Regions from separate parts of the Homo sapiens genome. Here region 2 is linked to region 1. A link is a loop called in an ENCODE intact Hi-C map of the cell type or tissue named here. Cell type or tissue: CD14-positive monocyte. All regions are shown on one strand. Each heading gives the region's core, and the rest is flanking DNA. Links, peaks and the distances in the headings are about the cores only.

Region 1 (8,571 bases), core at 2,131-4,630:
CCCAGAAATTCAAGGTTGCAATGGGTCAGGATCATGTCACTGAACTCCAGCCTGGGCAACAGAGCAAGACGTTGTCTCAAAACCCAAAAACAAAAACAAAAAAATTGCTTGATAACTATTTCAACACTTTTTTTTTTTTTTTTTTGAGATAGAGTCTCACTCTGTCACCAGGCTGGAATGCAGTGGCGCAGTCTTGGCTCACTGCAACCTCTCCCTCCCAGGTTCGAGTGATTCTCCTGCCTCAGCCTCCTGAGTAGCTAGGACTACAGGCATGTGCCACCACGCCCAGCTAATTTTTGTATTTTTAGTAGAGACAGGGTTTCACCATGTTGGCCAGGATGGCCTCGATCTCTTGACCTTGTGATCCGCCCGCCTCGGGCTCCCAAAGTGCTGGGATTACAGATGTGAGCCACTGCGCCCAGTTCAACACATTGTTTTTTGTTTTTGTTTTTTTTTGAGACAGAGTCTTGCTCTGTCGCCCAGGCTGAAGTGCAGTGGCACATGTCAGCTCACTGCAAGCTCCACCTCTCGGGTTCAAGCCATTCTCCTGCCTCAGCCTCCCAAGTAGCTGGGACTACAGGCACCTGCCACCACACCCAGCTAATTTTTTGTAATTTTAGTAGAGACGGGGTTTCACCGTGTTAGCCAGGATGGTCTCAATCTCCTGACCTCGTGATCCATCAGCCTTGGCCTCCCAAAGTGTTGGGATTACGGGCGTGAGCCACCGCGCCCGGCCCTCAACACATTTTTTATAAAAATGTGGAATTATTTCTAAATAACTATGTGTGTGTGTGTGTGTATGCAAATGTGCAGACAGGTATGCTCTAGGCCTGCCCTTGCTTGGCCAGGCCCAGGAGAATGTGCTTACTTTGCTTTTTTGGGTGCCCCTTTTGCAGCACCCTTTTTGGGTGTTCATTAGAACCCAGGATGTAGAGTAGACTGTGTAGACTTGGGTTCCTATCATGGAAACTCTAGGTGGGTAAGGCGGCAACCGAGAAAGCTACAGCCAAGTGTCAACTACTTTGTGACCATCTCAAGGGAGAGAGCTGTGCCAGGTATCTTCCAATTTATATGATAGGAGCTTAGTTTTATACTTGTGATGAGAATTTTGCCCAAGCTTGATCCTGACTGAGAAGCAAGTAAGCAGTTCCTGAAGGCCTTATGTGGTTGTTCTCAACTTCTTCACCAAATTCCCACCAGATTTTATTATCCCACCCCCTATTCCTGACTTGGATTTTTTTTTCCCTAATTTTAAAAAACTGCATTTAATATGTAAGTTTGTTGCACTGGACATGGTGGCTCATGCCTTGTAATCCCAGCACTTTGGGAGGCCAACCTGAGTAGATCACTTGAGCTTAGGAGTTCAAGACCAGCCTAGGCAACATGGTGAAATTTCATCTCTACAAACAATACAAAAATTAGCCTGGCATGGTGGCACATTCCTGCAGTCCCAGCTACTCCGAAGGCTGAGGGAGGAGGATGGCTTCAGCCTGGGAGGCAGAGGTTGCAGAGAGCTGAGATCTCACCACAGTGCTCAAGCCCGGGTGACAGAGTGAGACTCTGTCTCCGAAAAAAAAAAAAAAAAGAAAAAAAATCCCTTTTAGGATGGGAAATTAAGAAAATAAGATCATGATCAGTGTTAAACTACCCAAATAAAAAATTGCAGAGAAAAAATAGACAAAAATTACTTTAAAGAAACAGAATGGGCCGGGGGCAGTGGCTCATGACTGTAATCCCAACACTTTGGGAGGCTGAGGCGGGTGGATCACCTGAGGTCAGGAGTTAGAAATCAGCCTGGCCAACATGACAAAACCCCATCTCTACTAAAAATACAAAAATTAGCCGGGCGCGGTGGTGGGCGCTTGTAATCCCAGCTACTTGGGAGGCTGAGGCAGGAATATCGCTTGAACCCGGGAGGCAGAGGTTGCAGTGAGCCGTGATCATGCCATTGCACTCCAGCCTGGGCGACAGAGCAAGACTCCGTCTCAAAAAAACAAAAAAAAAAGAAGAAAAAAAAAAAGAAATGGAATGGCTCCAGATCAGAGCAAACTGTGACTGTATGTATTAAGAGTGCAATCTGAAGGAAGCAGGTTTGTTAGCCTGGGCAGTTGTTATAAAAGGAGAATCTCTAAGATTCTCCCAGCACTTTGGGAGACCGAAGTGGGAGGATCCCTTGAGGCCAGGAGTTCTAGACCAGCCATGGGCAACACAGTGAGACATCATCTCTATGAAAATAAATAAATAAATAAATAAATAGCTGAGCATGGTGGCATGCACCTATAGTCCCAGCTACTTGGGAGGCTGAGGTGGGAGCATCACTTGAGCCCAGGAGTTTTGAGTTCAAGGTTACAGGGAGCTGTGATTCTACTGCTGCACTCCAGCCTGGGCAACAGAGTGAGACCTTGTCTTTACAAAATCAAAAAATACTAAATTTTGGCAGTGCACATTTGTGATATGGTGAAATATATATTCTGGTCTTTGTCCCAGTTTCCTGACGTGCAGCTCCTAAAACCCTTGGAATCTCTGGAGTGATAGGACTGTCTTTCGTATGCTAATGAGATGACTGGTGGCTGACAGCCCTTAGGTAGGTACTTTCAGGATGGGCCCTGGTCACCTAAAAGACCAAGGCATGATTAGAGGAATAGGACTTTTGGCCCCATCCCCTAGCGTTGGAGGACATGAGTGGGGCTGAAGACTGATCTGATCACCAATGGCCAATGATTTAATCAATTAAGCCTATGTAATGAAGCCTCCATAAAAACCTAAAGAGACTGAGTTTGGGGAGCTTCCAGATAGCTGCACAGATAGAAGTTCCTGGAGAGTGGCATGTCCAGAGAGGGCATGGAAGCTCTGTGCCCCCTTTGCCCTTTGCATCTCTTCCATCTGGCTGCCATCTGTATCCTTTGTAATATCCTTTATAATAAATGGGTAAACATAAGTAAAGAGTTTCCCTGAGTTCTGTGAGCTGCTCTGGCAAATTATTAGAACCTGAGAAGAGTTCGTGACAACTCCATTACAGCCAGTTGTTCAGAAGTTCCAGAGGCTTGAACTTGTGACTGGCATGTGAGTGGGAGGAAGCCCTACGAGACTGACCTCAACCTGTGGGATCTGATTCGGTCTCCAGGTAAACAGTGTAAGAATTGAATTGAATTAGAAAACACACAGCTGGTGTCTGCAGGGGAACCAGCTGCAGAATTAATTGCTTGGTGTGCATGGGAAAACTCCCTACACATCTGGGGTCACAGAAGTATTCTGTGTTATTACAGTAGGAAAAAAATGAGTTTGTTTATTTATTTATTTATTTGAGACAGAGTGTTGCTCTGTCGCCCAGGCTGGAGTGCAGTGGCGCGATCTCAGCTCACTGCAACCTCTGCCTCCCGAGTTCAAGCGATTCTCCTGCCTCAGCCTCCTGAGTAGCTGGGACTACAGGCACCTGCCACCACACCCGGGTACTTTTGTGTGTGTGTGTGTGTGTGTGTGTGTGTGTGTGTGTGTGTGTGTGTGTGTGTATTTTTTTAGTAGAGAAGGGATTTCACCATATTGGGCAGGCTGGTCTCAAACTCCTGACCTTGTGATCCACCCACTTTGGCCTCCCAAAGTGCTGAGACTACAGGCATGAGCTACCGCACCCGGCCAATTTTTTTCTATATCCTCTTTTTTGAGACGATGTCTCACTGTGTTGCCCAGGCTGGAGTGCAGTGGCACGATCTTGGCTCACTGCAGCCTCTGCCTCCCGGGTTCAAGCGATTCTCTGCCTCAGCCTCTTGAGTAACTGGGATTACAGGCGCCCACTACCACACTCGGCTAATTTTTGTCTTTTTTAGTAGAGATGGGGTTTTGCCAAGTTGACCAGGCTGGTCTCGAACTCCTGACATCAGGTGATTCGCCTGCCTCGGCCTCCCAAAATGCTGGGATTACAGGCATGAGCCACTGCGCCCAGCGTGATTTTTTTCTACATCCTTATACCATCCAGCCACTTTCCAGGGAAGAGAAAATCTCAAACTGTGGTATTTATGGTTCCACTGGCAAGACTATGTTTATTGAAGGGATACTACCTGTTTATTTTAGCTGGGTTCCATTAAGCTTTTAAGTGACTACCTGCCACTGGTATGATTCCAGGGTGAGCAAGCCACATCCTAATTATAAGTTGGTTCCCTGTGTAGGTCACCTCACAGGGAAAGCGTATGCTGGTCATGCTAAGAGTACTACTCTGGCTACTTGGGAGGCTGAGGCAGGAGAATGGTGTGAACCTGGGAGGCAGAGCTTGCAGTGAGCCGACATCGCGCCACTGCACTCCAGTCTGGGCGACAGAGTGAGACTCCATCTCACACACACACACACACACACACACACACACAAAAGAGTACTACTCTGGCCTGTGTGACTGTGATAATTCTCAGTACCAATTAACACATTGTCCCTGTTTGTTCACCGGGCTCTATGAGTTTGGTTAACATGAGAGATGATCTCAAGTGGGCTGACAAAATGGGGTTTTGAAGCCAGCAAGGCCGAGAGCCAAGGAACATCAGCAAGGAATGCGTCCTTTAGACTCTTGGAGGACAGGGTGTGTGCAATTTATCTCTTCCCAGCTTGCTGCACATGGCCTGTCCCCAGTAGAAGCTCAGTGTTCATTTATCTGAACTAGACATCCTTAATAGTAAGGCCCATTTTATAATTGCAATCTTATTTTATAACTAATCAAAGCATATGATCACCAAAGTTTTTTTAACCTAAAAAAATTTACTCAGGTAGGCTGGGCACAGTGGCTCATGTCTGTAATTCCAGCACTTTGGGAGGCTGAGGAGGGCGGATCACTTGAGCCCAGGAGTTCAAGACCAGCCTAGCCAACATGGGTAAACCCTGTCTCTACTAAAAATACAAAAATTAGCCAGGCATGGTGGCGCATGCCTGTAGTCCCAGCTACTTAGGAGGCTGAAGCATGAGAATCGCTCGAACCTGGGAGGTGGTGGTTGCAATAAGCCGAGATCACGCCACTGCACTCCAGCCTGCCTGATGGAGTGAGACTCTGTCTCAAAAAAAAAAAAAAAAAAAAAATTTACTCAGGTAATATATATTTTTAAGAAAAATTATAAAATGGTTATAAGTAAAAAGAAAAAATAACCATATATATTTTTATTACTTAGAGAAAACCATTGTTAACCTTTTGGTGTGGGTGGGCATGTGCCTCACGCCTGTAATCCCAGCACTTTGGGAGTATGAGGCAGGCGGATCACGAGGTCAGGAGATCGAGACCATCCCTGGCCAACATGGTGAAAACCTGTCTCTACTAAAAATACAAAAATTAGCTGGGTGTGGTGGTGGGCGCCTGTAGTCCCAGCTGCTCGGGAGGCTGAGGCAGGAGAATCGCTTGAACCCAGGAGGCAGAGATTGCAGTGAGGTGAGATCATGCGGCCTGGCAACAGAGCAAGACTCCATCTCAAAAACAACAACAACAACAACAACAACAAAAAACATTTTGGTATATACCCTTTCAGATATTTTTGTATGTGTACAAATGCATATATATTTAAATATACATATATTCTTACACAAACGGAATCTTACCATAATGCAGTTTTGTAGCTTGCCTTTTTTTTACTTACATAGAAAATGAAAATTTTTCTATGTCAATAAAAATAAATAATCTATGATTTTTTTTTTTTTTAGACAGAGTCTCACTCCATCACCCAAGCTGGAGTGCAGTGGCTTGATCTCAGCTCACTGCAACCTCTGCCTCCCGGGTTCAAGTGATTCTTGTGCCTTAGTCTCCCAAGAAGCCGGGATTGCAGGCGCCCGCCACCACACCAAGCTAATTTTTTTGTACTTTTAGTAGAGACAGGGTTTCGCCATGTTGGCCAGGTTGATCTTCAACTCCTGAGCTGAAATGATCTGCCCACCTCAGCCTCCCAAAGTACTGGGATTACAGATATGAGCCACTGCACCCAGCCTATGAAATAATTCTTAATGACTGCATAGTATTCCTCAATATGTATGTACCATAACTTAAACATTCTTCTCTTATTAACCATTAAGTTGTATCCATTTTTTATTATACACAACACTTTAAATAACACATTTATTACTTTTGCAGAATAAATTCCTATACAAGATCTTGCTAGGTCAAAGTATATTCATGTTTTATATATTTTGATATATAGCCAAATTGTGTTCTAGAGGGCTCATTTTTCCACTCTAGACTGTCTGCAGCTTAATATCACCTGACATTGGCCAGGTGCAGTGGCTCATGCCTATAATCCCAGCTTTTTGGTAGGCTGAGGTGGGCGGATCACTTGTGGTCAGGAGTTCAAGACCAGCCTGGCCAACATGGCAAGACCCCGTCTCTACTAAAAATACAAAAAAAAAAAAAAAAAGAAAAAAGAAAGCTGGGCATGGTGATGTGCGCCTGTAGTCCCGGCTACTCGGGAGGCTGAGTCAGAGAATTGCTTGAACCCAGGAGGCAGAGGTTGCAGTGAGCCAAGATCAAGCCACTGCACTCCAGCCTGAGTGACAGAGCAAGACTCTGTCTCAAAACAAACAAACAAACAAACCCCAGTATCACTTGACATCCCTGGAGCTTAGGGCCACTACAACCCACAGGATCCTCAGCAACTAATTGGAAATCCAGATTCAGCTTTGTAATCAGCCTCCCTTTCCTCCTCCAATCCCAGGCTCATCCCTCCAAACCTGAGCTACAGCATCTCCCTCCCTCCTCTTTTCCTTCCTTCCTTTCTTCCTTCTCTCATTCCTTCCAGGTCTTGCAGTTCCTTTGGGGAAGCTATGAATGCCTCTGGAGTAGAAGTGCCCAGTTTAATTTCAGTTTAAGATTAACAGCAAATGTTGCATGGAACAATAGTATAAATAATTGTTACTATAAAAATTATCTGAATTGAAGTTTAGTTGGGTGTTCTATATTTTTATATGCCAAATCTGACGACTCTGTCTGTGGATTCTTTTTTTTTTTTTTTGAGACAGAGTTTTGCTCTTGTTGCCCAGGCTGGAGTGCAATGGTGCAATCTTGGCTCACTGCAACCTCTGCCTCCTGGGTTCAAGCAATTCTCCTGCCTCAGCCTCCCAAGTAGCTGGGATTACAAGTGCCGGCCACCACGCCTGGTTTTTTTTTTTTTTTTTAGTAGAGTCGGGGTTTCACCATGTTGGTCAGGCTGGTCTCGAACTCCTGACCTCAGGTGATCCACTCGCCTCAGCCTCCCAAAGTGCTGGGATTACATGCGTGAGCCATTGTGCCCAGCCTATCTGTGTATTCTTTTTTTTAGGCAGTTTCACACTTGGTGGCTAGAGTGCAGTGGTGTGATCTCAGCTCACTGCAACCTCCGCCTCCCAGGTTCAAGTGATTCTCCTGTCTCAGCCTCCTGAGTAGCTGGGATCACAGGCGCCCGCCACCACGCCTGGCTAATTTTTTTGTATTTTTAGTAGAGACAGGGTTTTACCATGTTGGCCAAGCTGGTCTCAAACTCCTCACCTCAGGTGATCCACCCTCCTCGGCCTCCCAAAGTGCTGGGATTACAGGCGTGAGCCACCACACCCGTCCCTATCTGTGTATTCTTTAATCGGATGCCATCTGCCCTAAGTCTAGCAAGATTCCTCAAAATGTCTAATATTTGCATACCTCTCTTCTCTATTTTCAGTGCTGATGAAAAGTTTTCCTTGCTTTTCATCTTTAGTCTTTTCATTTTTTTTGAATTGGGAGGGAGAGGAATCAACCATGTCTTCTTAAGCTGCTATCTTTTTCTAAAAGTATAAAAATCATTATTTTATTTATTTATTTTTATTTTTATTTTTATTTTTGAGACAGAGTTTTGCTCTTGTTGCCCAGGCTGGAGTGCAATGGCGCGATCTTGGCTCACCACAACCTCTGCCTCCCGGATTCAAGTGATTCTCCTACCTCAGCCTCCCGAGTAGCTTGGATTACAGGCATGCGCCACCATGCCCAGCTAATTTCGTATTTTTGGTAGAGACAGGGTTTCTCCATGTTGGTCAGGCTGGTCTCGAACTCCCGACCTCAGGTAATCTGCCCACCTTGGCCTCCCAAAGTGCTGGGATTATAGGCGTGAGCCACTGCGCCAGGCCTAAAAATCATTATTTCAAAAAGATGACTTTGAAGATTATGAGATTGTTCATGACATATTATTTGGAAACAATAGGTTACAAAGAATGTGTTATGATGCATTTCAGTTTAAAGTATATTACTTTAAAATGGTAGGAATAATTTTAGTAAGATTCTATAGTCAGATCCCAGTTAAACTCCTGATTCTGCCTTTCCATCAGTTTTTTTTTTTTTTTTTTTTTTCCGAGACGGAGTCTTGCTTTGTCACCCAGGCTGGAGTGCAGTGGCACGATCTCGGTTCACTGCAAGCTCCGCCTCCCGGGTTCACGCCATTCTCCTGCCTCAGCCTCTCTGAGTAGCTGGGACTACAGGCGCCTGCCACCACGCCCGGCTAATTTTTTGTATTTTTAGTTAGAGACGGAGTTTCACCATGGTCTTGATCTCCTGACCTCGTGATCCGCCCACCTTGGCCTCCCAAAGTGCTGGGATTACAAGCGTGAGCCACGGCG
Region 2 (8,571 bases), core at 3,187-5,686, 45 kb before region 1:
CAGGAGGATTGCTTGAATCTAGCAAGTCGAGGCTGCAGTGAGCTGTGTTCATACCACTACACTCCAACCTGGGCAACAGAGTGGAGACCCTGTCTCAAAAAACAAAACACTGCAATAAGAAAACTGGGCAATACGTGTAATTCAAAGCCAATTTTAAAATAGTTAATTCAGTCCTGGCTTTCTTATTTAAATATATCAACTAACAGAACCCTTTGAAAAGGCAAAAGTTTGTTACTTTGAACTTCAAGTAAAAATCTCCCAATCTTAGTCTATATTTATCTGTAAGCCTTATCGAAGAGGCAGAAAAATCTAAGTTTAGGGGTTGATGTCTAATATTTCCCTAAAAAGCTAACAAACTTTTACAATATGTAATAATCGTGTTAGAAATACATTAAAATTCTATCCGCTTCCCCTAACTCATCACTGATATTGAAAATATGGGATTTTCATAAACATTTCTGTTGCTTATTCTCATCTCACTTGCTGGCTCTTTCAAACAAGTTCTTATAGTCAGTGAAGAAAAAAATTTTCACATTTACAGAACATCTACTATAGGCTAGATCTCATTCAGTAAGTAGTCTCATCTCGGTTTTTACACACACACGTATATACATACACACACACACATACACACACACATACACATTCACACACAGGCATACTTACAGACAAGTCCCAATAGCAATGGGCATCAAAACAATTTAACAATCTATGTCAGGATTACTAGAGGAGCAAAGTTTTGTACTATACATGAATGCTGCTCTCAGTAACATCTTAAACCCTGAATTGAACTTAAATTAGATATGTCTAAGTTATCGTCAATCTTCTAAGTAGGAAGGTACCACAGTCTACATATGCAATTAATTCTTCAGAAGTTTAAAAAAAATTACTATCTGTATGCCTATATAGCACTTCTAAATGCATTTTCCAACATTTTAGATGATTATTCACATAATCATTCTTTTGTTATTGAATAGTCCATTTGTTCTCAATGTTATATTTTATATATAATGCAATGAACTGCAAAGTAGATATATAAATGTTTATGGAATGGAAGAAGCAGAATAAAGAAGGACCGGGACTGTACTGCTTTATGTTCATTTTGCTTATAAAACTGATTAACATGTTGGCTGAAGTTTACAATTCAACTGTTTAATGCAAATTCCTTTGTATGGGGCATAAAAATCCTCAAACTTGAGTAGAGCATGTTACTACTACAATCACTGCCCTAATTTTAAACTTACATGTATCACTCATTATGGAAAAATTATTTAATTATTAAAAATTGTCTGTGGCATCAATGTTTATAATCCCACACCATTTTCCCAATAGGAGCAATACTCACATTAATCCTTAAATAATAGGTTCTGAAAAGGTAAAACACGAAACAACAAAATCTTTACTTCAAGTCTATCCTTAAATGACACATGACCTCACCACACAGAATTTGATTTTACTTTTTATACAAATAATTCACTTCTCCAAGATTTTCCTAAATCCTGAGACATAAAACTTTAGATATACAACATGTATTTTCGTTATTAACAATGTAATGATTTGGTCCTATGTCTGAAAACAAGTTTAAAAAACAACTGATTAACACTAGACGGTAATATCAAAACAGAATTGCTTTGTGAAGATGGTAGAATGGTGATTCTTCCCTCCTTTTTTTAAATGCTCTTTAATATTACTGTTTTCAATTTAAATAATAAAGAATTATTGAGTTTATTCTCTATTTCCTGATATTTATCTACAATTAGCTAATACAATTTAACATAAAATTAAGAATTCAGAATCTAGATTTCTTTAGCGATTTAAAAATATAATGCATGTTTTTCAATTAATTATAAATGACAAACACAGTAACTTAATACCTACTAAGGGTAGTTAATTAGTATTTGGGAAAAGAATTAAAGCTACAATCAGAACAAAACTTTAAAAACTTTTCATTATTCAAATTACCTAAGCATTTTCTTTTTCTTTTTCTTTTTCTTTTTTTTTTAAATGGAGTCTCACTCTTTCCCAGGCTGGAGTGTAGTGGCCCTATCTCGGTACACTGCAACCACCACCTCCCGGGTAGTTCAAGTGATTCTCCTGCCTCAACCTCCCAAGCAGCTGGGATTACAGGTGCCCATGACCACACTCGGCTAGTTTTTGTATTTTTAGTAGAGATTGGGTTTCACCATGTTGACCAGGCTGGTCTCGAACTCCTGACCTCAAGTGATCTCCCTCCTCAGCCTCACAAAGTGCTGTAATTACAGGCATGAGCCACCACACCCGGCCAGCACTTTCTTTTAAAATGTTTGATATTAAACAATTATGTATGCAGGCATACATAATCTTATCTAAAGGGAAAACATAATCTTACATAAATATTACTAAATTAATCTTTATTGGCTTCATCGGTTTACAATCATGTTATGTTATCAAAATACCTTTAATAGTCACCTTATAGCACTCTGCTATTTGTCATCCAGTTTTATGCATCAAACACAATATACCTTTTGGTTATTCCTAACTGCTCAATGGCAAACACACGTTCCAGAATATAGTCATGGGATTTACAACATAATATTCTTACAGAAGACATATGCAGTGTTCCAAAATATTTTCCAAGAATACTTCAAGTTTTGTATTTATACACTTAAGGAAAATTATCTACATGAATATTTTAAACCTCTACCAAAAAAAAAAAAAATCCATAACCTCATCTTGCCACAAGCACAAAGCTGCTTACCATTCATAGCTGTGGGAAACTGAGCCATCATGGTCCTGAGTTTTCCTTGCTAGCTCTCAGCCATCTGCAACATAAAAATATTGTGCCGTTGATAATACAACAAGGGCAAATCACAGTTTAGTGCACCCGCTAAGCAGTAGGAATGTCTGTCCCCTTCAGCTCACACTTCCAACAGAAAACAATGCAGAGCTTCTGCTGCTGCTGAACAGGCAGAATTTACATTTGAGGAAGGGTAAGAGATTTTGTTGGGTAATCGTGCTGCCTTAATACAGAAAAACAGTCACATATTTAATAGTAGATACTGAATAAAGAAACCCTTGGCATGAACCAACATTCTTGTAGAAATTAATTTGGAAGAGAAAAAAATAAATCAACTGTATAAATTAAGTATATAAGAATAACATGGAAATCCATACTTTTTTTTTTTTTTAAATAGAGTCTCACTCTGTCACCCAGGCTGGAGTGCAGTGGTGCAATCTCAGCTCACTGCAACCTCTGCCTCCTGGGTTCAAGCAATTCTCATACCTTGGCCACCTGAGTAGCTGGGACTACAGGAATGCTCCACCACACCTGGCTAATTTTTGTGTTTTTAGTAGGGACAGGGTTTTGCCATGTTGACCAGAATGGTCTCAAATTCCTGGCCTCAAGTGACCTGCCCACGTCAGCCTCCCAAAGTGCTGAGATTACAGGCGTTAGCCACTGCACCCAGCCCATAGTATCATTTTTTAAAAACTCCCAAACAAGAAAAATATTCAAAATAAATGTAGCGCAGCTGTTTAAATGAGCTCAAGGGGTTTATAAAATAGTCTAAAAGTAATTATTAAAACACACAAAATTATTAAAATACATATATAACATAACTAAATGTGCTGGGCAAGCACTCTAAGAGAAGGGACTTTGGAAATTCACAGCTCTGGGTTCAAACCCAGCTCTGCTATTCTCCCAGCTGTGACCATGGAAAAGTTATTTAACCTTTTTTGAGACTCAGATTACTCATCTATAAAAAATACTTTGCAGAAGTATTTTTTAAAGTGTTAAACATAATCCAGTAAACTGCCTGCCACATAGGGTGTTCAACAAATGGCTGCTATTTTGCAAACAACCAGAAAAGGAGAGTGCAGTATCATTTTGAACCCTGAATTCATTATTCAGCTGTCAATAAATTCAAAAATTGTTCCATGAATCTTTTTGTGGGTCTGTTTTTTTTTTTGTTTGTTTTGTTTTCTTGAGACGGAGTCTCGCTCTGTCGCCCAGGCTGGAGTGCAGTGGCGCAGTCTTGGCTCACTGCAACCTCACCTCCCGGGTTCAAGCGATTCTCCAGCCTCAGCCTCCTGAGTAGCTGGGTCTACAGGCGCACATCACCATGCCCGGCTAATTTTTGTTTGTTTGTTTGTTTGTTTTAGTAGAGACGAGGTTTTACCATGTTGGCCAGGCTAGTCTTGAACTCCTGAGCTCAAGTGATTTGCTTCCCTCAGCCACCCAAAGTGCTGGGATTACAGGCCACTGTGTCCTGCCCGTTCCATGAATTTTGAGAGTAGGACCAGTTAGGAAGTGAAGGCCTAGCAAATTTATAGCAATGCACTTAGTAATTAAAACCATGGATCATAATATTGCAGGAAAACACTACTATATTAAAAGATCATGCCGTATCTCATCTATTTACCCAAATCATTTAAATATTAATATTTTTAGAAGCCTAAGAAAAATATTTGCACAGCCATTTTAAACAAAGAAGGCATTAAGTAGTACATACATCGTGGTCAACGTTTCTCACCATTTTATAGCTAGCTTAAAAAATGAACACAGAAGGAAGTCCCATCAATCAAGTTATGACTGCAACTTCCTCAAATACAGAAATACTGCAAACAAATATAACATTTTTACTTCTTCAATTTTAAATCATAAGTAATGTTAACCCAAAATAAGCTACATGGCTAAAAACAAACTATCTACTTAACAGATATGCAGTAGCAAGGGCCCTTATTCATTAGTTTTCTGTGGCTGAGACCATTTTAAAACATGGGAGAAAACCCACTATTGCAAATAATGCATTTTCTAACTCTGCATAATAGCATGTGAATTATAAAGATGGCTCTAACAACAGAAAAACCAACGAGGAATGGGATCCCATGGACACAAGGCCTTAATCAGTTGGGATCTAGGTCTAAAACTTACAAATCATCTGTCTAGAACCATTTGTTCGTCATCACGTATTCTGTGAATACAAAAGAATGCCAAATAGAGAGCAACGTGAAGAAGAAGACGCGAGAACGAACCCCGGACTGACCAAAGCCTGCATGCCACTGCATCCTGTGCCAAGTGCTTACCTCCTGCCACCGTTGCCACCACCATGCCCAAGAGAAAGGGTGAAGGGGATGCTAAAGGAGATAAAGCCAAGGTGAAGAACGAACCACAGAGAAGACCCATGAGGTTGTCTGCTAAACCTGCTCCTCCAACGCCAGAGCCCAAGCCTGAAAAGGCCCCTGCAAAGAAGGGAGAGAAGGTACCCAAAGGGAAAAAGGGAAAAGCTTATGCTGGCAAGGAGGGGAATAACCTTGCAGAAAATGGAGATGCTAAAACAGACGGGGCACAGAAAGCTGAAAGTGCTGGAGATGCCAAGTGAAGTGTGTGTATTTTTTATAACTGTGTACTTCTGGTGACAGTAGTTTGAAATACTATTTTTTATCAAGTTTTATAAAAAATGCAGAATTTCATTTTACTTTTTTTTTTTTTTAGATGAATTCTCGCTCTATCGCCCAGGCTGGAGTGCAGTGGCGTGATCTTGGCTCACTGCAACCTCCACCTCGTGGGTTCACGCGATTCTCCTGCCTCAGCCTCCTGAGTAGCTGGGATTACAGGCAGGCGCCACCACACCTGGCTAATTTTTGTATTTTTAGCAGAGATGGCGTTTCACCATGTTGGTCAGGCTTGTCTCGAACTCCTGACCTCAGGTGATCCACCTGCCTCAGCCTCCCAAAGTGCTGAGATTATAGGCATGAGCCACTGCACCCGGCCACTTTTTTTTTTTTTTTTTTTTAAGGCAGAGTTTCGCTCTTGTTGCTCAAGCTGGAATGCAATGGCGCGATCTTGGCTGACTGCAACCTCCGCCTCCCAGGTTCAAGCAATTCTCCTGCCTCAGCTTCCCAAGTAGCTGGGATTACAGTTGCGCATCATCACGCCCGGCTAATTTTTTGTATTTTTAGTAGAAATGGGGTTTCACTATGTTAGCCAGGCTGGTCTTGAACTCCTGACCTCAGGTGATCCACCTGCCTCAGCCTCCCAAAGTGCTGGGATTACAGGCATGAGCCACTGTGCCCAGCCTACTTTTTTTTTTTTTAAGCTATGTTGTTAGCACACAGAACACTTCATTGTTGTTTTTGGGGGAAGGGCCATATGTCACTAATAGAATGTCTCCGAAGCTGGACTAATGTGGAGGAAACACCTTTCCCTTCTAGTTTTGAGAGAGTTCCTCTTGGCTCCCAGGAGGAGGGATTCCCTGACTTTAACACACATGGCCACCTTGGCACAAAAGCCTTGTGGTATGGAAAACAAATTTGTTTTTATGTCCTCTTCTCCCTTTCCGTCCTTCAGCAGAGACTTAACTCCCTTAAACCCAGACATCTGTTGAGACCTGACCCCCCAATCATTAGTTACCAGTGTGTCAGGCAATCTGGACTTTCCAGTGATGCCACTGAGACGGCACCTGTCAAAAGAGCAGTGGTTCTTCAGATAAATTCTGCCATTTTCATTTCACTTCCTGAAAGTCAGGGTCGGCTGGGAAAAGTTGTTAAACAATATGCTAAATGTGAAATGTCAACCCTCACTCTAAACTTTCCCTGTTCACAGCATCAGATGAAGACTTCATTGGGTTTTAGAGTGGCTTTCAAGAAGGGAGTTTGAAAGTTGTTGTGGCCAGGCGCAGTGGTTCATGCCTGTAATCCCAGCACTTTGGGAGGCCAAGGCAGGCAGATCACCTGAAGTCAGGAGTTCAAGACCAGCCTGACCAACATGGTGAAACCCCATCTCTACTAAAAATACAAAATTAGCCAGGCGTGGGGCACATGCCTGTAATCCCAGCTACTTGGGTGGCTGCGGCAGGAGAATCGCTTGAACCCAGGAGGTGGAGGTTGCAGTGAGCCAAGATCAGGCCATTGCACTCCAGCATGGGCAACAAGGGCAAAACTCCGTCTCAAAAAAAAAGGAAAATTGTTGTATACTCAATGATTGTCTGCCCATGTCCTGCCTGAAATACCATGATTGTTTACGGAAAGTATCTTTAATAAAGCTGGATACAGTTTGGCTTGGGAAAAAAAAAAAGAATGCCAAATAGTAGATGCTCAGTAATCACAGGCATAATTCTGAAATAAAACCTGAGAATGAACTAAATATTAATAATATTACTGGCAATAAGGGCAAATCCCTTGGGTAAAGCTGAAGGTACTAGTATTACAGAATCTTTATCATCTGGTATGTGGAATTTAGCCACCCATGCACATAGGTACCATATTATATGTAACATTTATATTGTATGTAACATCTGATTAACTGTGGTAACATCTAAATATGGGAGTATATTTTGTTGGAACCAATAAGCTTTTAAAACATATCATTTCATATCTATTACATTTCTATTCTCTCTGCCCCACTGTGGAATAATTACCTAATGCTTAACAATTCTACTAGTCTATTTGCAGAGTAGTACTTAACAATTATAATTGAAATTTTGAAAATGCAACAGATACCAAAAACTTTGTTTTACATTTTTCAAAAAGCAATTAATAAATTAACATTTACTGTTTACCATTAATTCAATACACTTCTGTTGATCACAGTAGATGTACTGTGTCATGCTGAGTATTCATTGAGAATCCAATGTTTCAGGTTCTGCAGAAGGAGCTTCAGACACTGACAAGCTTGTAGACTTATCTACCAGGTGCCAGATACTGCTAGGCACCTTTGATAATATGGATACTCCTCTCACAATATCCCCACAAGGCAGATGATACTGTACTCATTTCACAGAAGAAACTGAAGAGGTTAAATTACTTGCCCAAATTCAGTATGTCATGAAGCCAGAATGCAATCCCAAGCCTGTCTAATTCTTAAGCCCATGAACTTCCCATGGGCTTTATCTGCCTCTTCCTCTCTTAAATGGAGATAATGCGTCACAGGTTCCTACAAACAGCAGGAGAACTTACTGTTAGCACATTTGTCCAGGAGAAGAAAAACAAGCCAGAGATGACTCCCAACACACTGGACAGCATCAATCACATACATAAATTAGGGAGTGCTAATTGTTTCTTATCTCTTGGTATAACTCTCTGAAAGGAAGAAAAGGGTAACCAGCATCTCCCCAGGTACATGACTGGCGCCTGTTTCAGGCAAGTGCAACTGAAGTCAGCATCCAACAAACACCCCTTTCTACTCTTCACAGGGGATGAAATGTAGTGACAGGCAATTTTGGCAAATTTGCAGTCATCATGTATTTTGAATACTGTTAGTTATGTATGGTTTTTAGAATGTTCATATGATTTTCCTGCTCATTAAAAATTAATGCAGAACTGGCATTGTTCCCTTTGTAGAAACCAAGAAAATATATTGGGTAAATAGTAGGCATAAGGCAAAGAACACTGCTTCAATTTAATATAATTCAGTTGCCATTTGGAGTAATTGCCAAACGTACTTTAGACAATGTAGAAAATATACTCACACTAAGACAGAAAAAAGTAGAAATGCTAGAACAAAAGCAGGAAATCCTGCTTTTACAAACGGTCAGTAAGACTCAGAAAAAGTCACAGCCATTATAAGTGAAAAGTCGCTTAATTAAGGTTTAG

The links. Peaks named below come from ENCODE experiments on the same cell type or tissue, not always from the same donor. Only the 100,000 strongest peaks of a DNase experiment are listed, where the experiment ranks them.
Region 2: a loop joins it to region 1, with 2.4 times the contacts of the local background. A loop is called at or near these places in 16 of 110 quality-filtered maps.

Annotation. Positions count from the first base shown.
Region 1 is chr2:24,371,360-24,379,930 of GRCh38, forward strand. No RefSeq gene overlaps it. Among named protein-coding and RNA genes, the nearest start is that of ITSN2, 15 kb to the left of the region's middle. In CD14-positive monocyte, for the core only: no CTCF peak of the experiment used is centred there; no DNase peak of the experiment used is centred there.
Region 2 is chr2:24,325,315-24,333,885 of GRCh38, forward strand. ITSN2 (intersectin 2) reads right to left here. Exons shown (of 40, transcript NM_006277.3): 2 at 2,738-2,801. The coding sequence starts at 2,768. It also overlaps the pseudogene HMGN2P20. Among named protein-coding and RNA genes, the nearest start is that of ITSN2, 31 kb to the right of the region's middle. RefSeq lists an enhancer at 4,580-4,649. In CD14-positive monocyte, for the core only: no CTCF peak of the experiment used is centred there; a DNase peak (open chromatin) is centred at 4,547; H3K4me3 peaks cover 1,596 bases; H3K27ac peaks cover 1,663 bases.